Linked DNA regions of Homo sapiens: region 2 is linked to region 1. Evidence: chromatin loops called from intact Hi-C (ENCODE). Cell type or tissue: heart left ventricle. All regions are shown on one strand. Each heading gives the region's core, and the rest is flanking DNA. Links, peaks and the distances in the headings are about the cores only. Region 1 has its middle 41 kb from the start of TBX19. Region 2 overlaps GPR161 (G protein-coupled receptor 161).

The links. Peaks named below come from ENCODE experiments on the same cell type or tissue, not always from the same donor. Only the 100,000 strongest peaks of a DNase experiment are listed, where the experiment ranks them.
Region 2: it touches region 1 in a loop (4-fold over the local background); 15 of 110 quality-filtered maps call a loop at or near these places.

What each region holds. Positions count from the first base shown.
Region 1 is chr1:168,320,629-168,323,546 of GRCh38, forward strand. No RefSeq gene overlaps it. Among named protein-coding and RNA genes, the nearest start is that of TBX19, 41 kb to the left of the region's middle. RefSeq lists an enhancer at 363-657. In heart left ventricle, for the core only: a CTCF peak has its summit at 1,460 (motif pointing left); no DNase peak of the experiment used is centred there; H3K27ac peaks cover 220 bases.
Region 2 is chr1:168,103,474-168,106,391 of GRCh38, forward strand. It overlaps GPR161 (G protein-coupled receptor 161), which reads right to left. Exons shown (of 6, transcript NM_001375883.1): 2 at 1,004-1,421. The coding sequence starts at 1,377. Among named protein-coding and RNA genes, the nearest start is that of GPR161, 32 kb to the right of the region's middle. In heart left ventricle, for the core only: no CTCF peak of the experiment used is centred there; no DNase peak of the experiment used is centred there.

The DNA.
Region 1 (2,918 bases), core at 93-2,592:
CCCAGGATGAGTTGGTCAACCTGTAACATTGGACGCGTACTTGTGGAGTCCAGAATCCTGCTGTGTTGACCACATGGGGAATGAATATTTTTCTGAAAAGAGATAGGGCAGAGATGAGCAGAGAGAGTAGAAAAGCTAACAGCTGGCCTTAAATTCCTACGGTTGCACTTTTCTTAGCATCTTGTAGGTGGGTCTATTGTTTAGCACAATTATTTACAGAAGGCAAACTGTTATGTAGAGCAGCTAGAAGCATTGGTTGCAGTAAAAGCAGCTGTTTTATTTCATCGTAGACAATCCTGTTTATCTCTCCCAGCCCAATCAAATGTACCCCGCCAAATACTTGGCTATGATCTGAGACCTAGGAAAATAGCATGTGATCTCTGTCTCTCACTTTTTTTTTTGGCATGTGATTTTAAGATTTTCATCTTTAAAGTTATTGTAAAACTCAAGGCCCAGAGCATGGCCCAGAACTAGTGGGAGTTCACAAAACAGATCAAGAATCAGAGTTGGTGAGTCATGCAGGCTCACAGCACTCTGAAACACAGGGATAGGGCTTACTCATCAGTTCAGACATTAGGCGTTCCAAAGGAGGTCCTGGGGGTGTGGTGATGACATTGCCCAGGATCAATTATTTAACTGTTGTTTAAGAGGTAGGAACCTCATCAATGGGTTTACATAGGGAGGAGATAGGAAGTAGAGAAAGCAAAGCGTTCTTCCAGTGCCCTGATCTCTTTCCATGTGGGCTAGTGCCTCATAAGTCCAGAGAGGTTACACTATACGTGGGATAAGGGTAGAATAAGGGCTTGGGGAGCACTTTTTTCTTTCTTTCTTTTTCTTTTTTTTTTTTGAGGCAGCCTGGGCTCTGTCACCCAGGCAGGAGTGCAGTGGTGTGATCTCAGCTCACTGCAACCTCTGCCTCCAGGGTTCAAGTGATTCTCCTGCCTCAGCCTCCCAAGTAGCTGGGATCACAGATGTGCTCTACCATGCCCGGCTAATTTTTTGTATTTTTAGTGGAGACTAAAAATACACCATGGGGTTTCACCATGTTGGCTAGGCTGGTCTCAAACTCCTGACTTCAGGTGATACACCTGCCTTGGCCTCCCACAGTGCTGGGATTACAAGTGTGAGCCAGGCAGCACTTTCTTGAATGTTCTCAGAGTTGTACATAAACCTGAGACATCAGCAACTTCATAAGTAAGGTCTTTGGTATACGCAGAATTTTATATACACTTAGGGTAATTTTTGGGAGGTGAAGAGAAAAAGTGAGGGGAAGGGATCCATAGCTTTTATTAGATTTCCAGTGGGATCCATCATCCCCCCAAAATTAAAATCTACTGCTCTATATGTTCTTCGAATGATATGCTCAGCTCATAACTCTAAGTTTCTATGTAAGTGCTAAGAGCTTATAAATATTCTCCAGCTAGACCTCTTCTCTTGATTCTGGATTCCATGTATACTACACTACCACCTACAGGACATTTCCACTCTGTGTCCTATGGGTGCCTCAATGTCAACACACCTAAAACTCAATAATGGCTTCTCTTTCTATATTACCCATTATAGATGATGGTAGATGAATGACATCACCATTTACCCAGGTACTTAAGTCTCTTTCTTTCATTTGCCACATTTGATTAGCCACTAAGCCTGGTCTCTGCTACCTCAGAAATACTTTTCAATTTAACCCTACCACTTCCTTCTCTCAGTCTCAACTGCTACATCCCTCCTGTAGCCAGAAATGAAAATCACAGTAATAAGCCTTGCACCCCAACTGAGAAAATACTTTAAGTCACAATAGCCTAAAGTTCTAGCAGATTGAGAAATGACCACCTCTTATAACTTACCAAAGTACTGTCTTGCAGAGATACTAATATATAATACCTTAAAATACCTTAGACAGCTGTTCACTTATGTCTAACAAAATAAGTTAGAATTTATTTTGAAATATAGGTGAATCTTTTGTGTATCCAAAGACCAACTTTAGGCTCCTTTGTGAGTTTTGGAGCCAAAGAGAGGAAGCCTGGAATGGAGGCTCCGTTGGCAAAAGGAAATAAGGTTCTAGAAATGCCACTGTGTAAGGGCCTGGGTGAGTAGAGATTTATTTATTTTTTAATTTTATTTTCTAAATGATGAATAATAATTGTACATATGTATGGGGTACACAGTGATGTTTTGATACGTACAAGGTAAAATGATCAAATCAGAATAATCAGTATATTCATCATCTCAGACATTTATCATTCCTTTGCGTTGGGAATGTTCAGTATCCTCTTTTTAGCTATTTGAAACTATATAATACTGTTAACTATAGTCAACAGTGCTCTAGTACTCTAGAACTCCTATCTAATATAACAGTGCCGCAATGAACATCCTTGTACATTTCTCTGGTGAACATACATGAGAGTTTCTGCAGGGTAGATACCTCCAAGTAGAATCCCAGACTTAGAATACGTGTAGCTCAACTTTTGCAGGTATTGTTCAATTGTTCTCTAAACTGGTTGCATCAATTTACAATGTAAGCAGTAATAAATAAGTTTCCAATCTTGCTATCACCCTGTGTTACAAAGCTACATCATGTGTCCCACCACGCCCAACTAATCTTTTTTATTTTTCGTAGAGATGAGGATCTCATGATGTTGACCAGGCTGGTCTCAAACTCCTGGGCTTAAGTAATTCTTTCACCTCGGCCTCCCAAAGTGCTGGGATTACAGATGTGAGCCACCATGTCTGGCAATACACCATACTTTATTTCTCTTTTTGATAGGCGTTCTAAAAATGTATGTATTAGAAGTCCTGTGTTTGTAAGGCAGAAACCCTTAGCAACACCATAAGCAGCAAATACACTTGTAATGTCTCGGATATAAAAGAAACTTAATACAAGTCTCCCTAAATTTGACAATTTTAGAAATATACATGAA
Region 2 (2,918 bases), core at 254-2,753, 220 kb before region 1:
CTTCATTGGTTCTGCCTCCCCAGTGCAGCCACAAAGAGCTGCCAGATTCCAGCCTCAGGTCTAGGTGCAGTCTGTGCTCCCAGTGGACAGTTCCACTACCACTCATCGACTGAAAAACTGACAGTCTCAAAAAAGCCCGGGGACTTGTGTCACCCAGTGACAATATCCCTGGCTAGCCCCACTCTGTGTTTTCCCTAACCCCACTACTTACTCTCCTCCCCAATTCCTGGTAAATGACACAGACCTTGAATCTATCCTCCCTGTCCTCATGAAGCCCAACCTGTGCCTGTGATGAACGCAGTGGCCATTAGCAAAATTCTAATAAATGCACTCATTTGTGGGAAACTCGCTGCCAAAGCCCACAAGACTTGTACAACTAAATCTGACAGCATAATGCGGGACCCTGAAGAACCCGCGAGATGCTGCTTAGGAACATCAGCTGCGCCTGACCTCCCCGTGCATCAGCTACGTTGAGGGCGGGAGCAGCCGAGTTTCCAAATGCACACGGCCTCTCCCCGGTGTCACTGCCTGTATTCTCTGGCTGTCTTCCTTCCCCCTGCTCTCCTTTCAGTCCTGGACTGTGGGCAGTGAGGGTGTTCCCTGTTCGGGCTGCACTAGTCAACACCAAAGCAAGACAGAGCAGGGGTCACACTGGGAGAAAGAGAAGCAGAGTCAGAGGCCCTGGACCCAGTGCTGCCCGGAACTGAAACCTGCCTTGGCTTCGGCTTCTTCATCTACAAACCAAGAATCAGAGGTTTCTACAATGTTTTATTTTAGGCGATGGAAGCTCTTTTTAAAATATAATATTGTATGTAACATCCACAGACAAAACGAGATGTGCTTTGGTTGAAGAGATGGCTCCAGAGGCAGAACTCCACCTGGTCATCCTCCCCCAGCAAGGGCCCCTGACACTCTCCAGGGAACTAAGGCAGTCAGAGGGACACTGCACCAGATGAGCGCCCGTCAGTAATCCCTCAATTCTCTAAGTCTGAGGCATGCTTACCGGTCGATGGCAATGACCCCGAGGGTTAGCATGCTGGCAGAGCTGATCAGCAGGTAGAGGAGGGCAGAGAAGTTGCACCACACTACACCAAAGATCCATTCCCTGCGGATGGAGCTCGTCACCACAAAAGGCAGCACCAACACGGACAGCAGGAAGTTGGACAGAGTCAGGCTGAAGACGAACTTGTTGCTGAGGGTGAGGAGGTAGGACTTCTTGTACAAGGTGACCACGATGACCAGGTTTCCCAGGCAGACAAAAATGGTGATGACAATGATGGCGATGAACTGGGTGATGATGACGCCCCCTTCGCCACCCTCCTCCTCAGTGAGATTACTCAGCTCCTTCCTGCAGCTGAGGGAGGAGTTGAGGCTCATGGTCAGTGCACCTCGGCGTGGGGTGGGCAGAGCATGCTGGACGACTGGAAAGATAAGGCAGGACCAGGGGACAGGAAAAGATTCATCAAATCACATCGTCTCCACCTTAGGGAAGAAAGGCTTAAAGGGGTTAAGTGCTACGCCTCAGATCACCCAGCTAGTACAGACTCTCAGCGGGTCTTCCCCACGTAAGCGCTACATAAGTGGGCCATTTTCTACAACCATGTGTGAAATTCATTACATCCCCCTGACCAATTTCTTCCTCTGGTCTAACCCATCCTATCCATTTTCCCAAGACCAGTGGTTCAAAACCTTTAATGTGCTGAAGAATCGTCTGAAGTGCCAGTTTAGAAAGCTGATCCTTGAGCTCCACCACTAGAGGTTCTGGGCGCAGAGATCACAGGCACAACCTAGGAATCTGCATTTTAAACAAGCAGGCTGGGGCAGGGGGCAGGGGGCTGTTACAAGTGGTCTATGGGAGACACTCTGCAGACTGCTGTGTTTAGACCCTGGCTACTCAGGGTGGGCCCTGAACCAGCAGGATCACCATCACCTGAGAGCTCACTAGAGAGGCAGAACCTCAGGCTCCGCATCTCCATCTCACGGAATCAAATCTGCATTTTAGCCCACCGCCAGTCAGTTTTGGTGCACATTACAATTTGACTGTAAGATTCTCATGGGAATTGTTCTGAGCTCCCTAAGCAGGGATTAATCAGGTACAGTTTATATGGGGACGTCATTACTGTTCTCATCAGACACGGCGAGGGAGGGCAAGCACTAACTGTAAATGGGGAAGTAGAGGCACCATTTGAGGTCTTGGCCCACAGACATCACTGTCTATAAGGTGCAGTCCCTGCCCTCAGGAAACTGGCTTGGGATCTTGGCTAAAGCCGCAGGTTGACACATGTTAATGTTAAATCCTACAGACTAATGTTTCTCCAAAACTCTTCATATACTTCAGTTAGCCAAAAAACCCCACAGATCACTTTCCCCACCTGCTCTCATTCTCTGCACACAGAAGACACCAAAAAGAAAGGAAAGATCGCTTTCCACGATCAAGACAAAAACTCTGCTGCCTAAACTGCCTACACACAGCAGCGGGGCCATCCTCACAACCCTCGTGGTGGATCCGCTGCCTCTACTCAAACACTCTTTGGCCAGAGGGAGTGCATGGGTTAATAGGGCAGCCCTTCCCCTCACCAGCAGTCCTAAGTGCCAGAGAGAAAGCTTCCCTCATAGTGAGCTGTATAGTGGTTTCCAGACCTTTCACTAACTCAGCTTCCCTGCTTTGTATTTGCTCTCAGATGTCTATGACTCTCTTGATTTGCGGTCCCCAAAATTGAACACACCATTCTGGATGTATTTTGATAAGTGTCAGGTCCAAAGGGGCAATTATCTCCATGATCAGAATAATCCCCTTCTACTATTCACTCTAAGAATACATTTTCTGGAGGCAGGGCGCAGAGTGGCTCACACCGGTAATCCCAGCACTTTGGGAGGCCCATGTGGGCAGACTGCTTGAGCTCAGGAGTTTGAGAGCA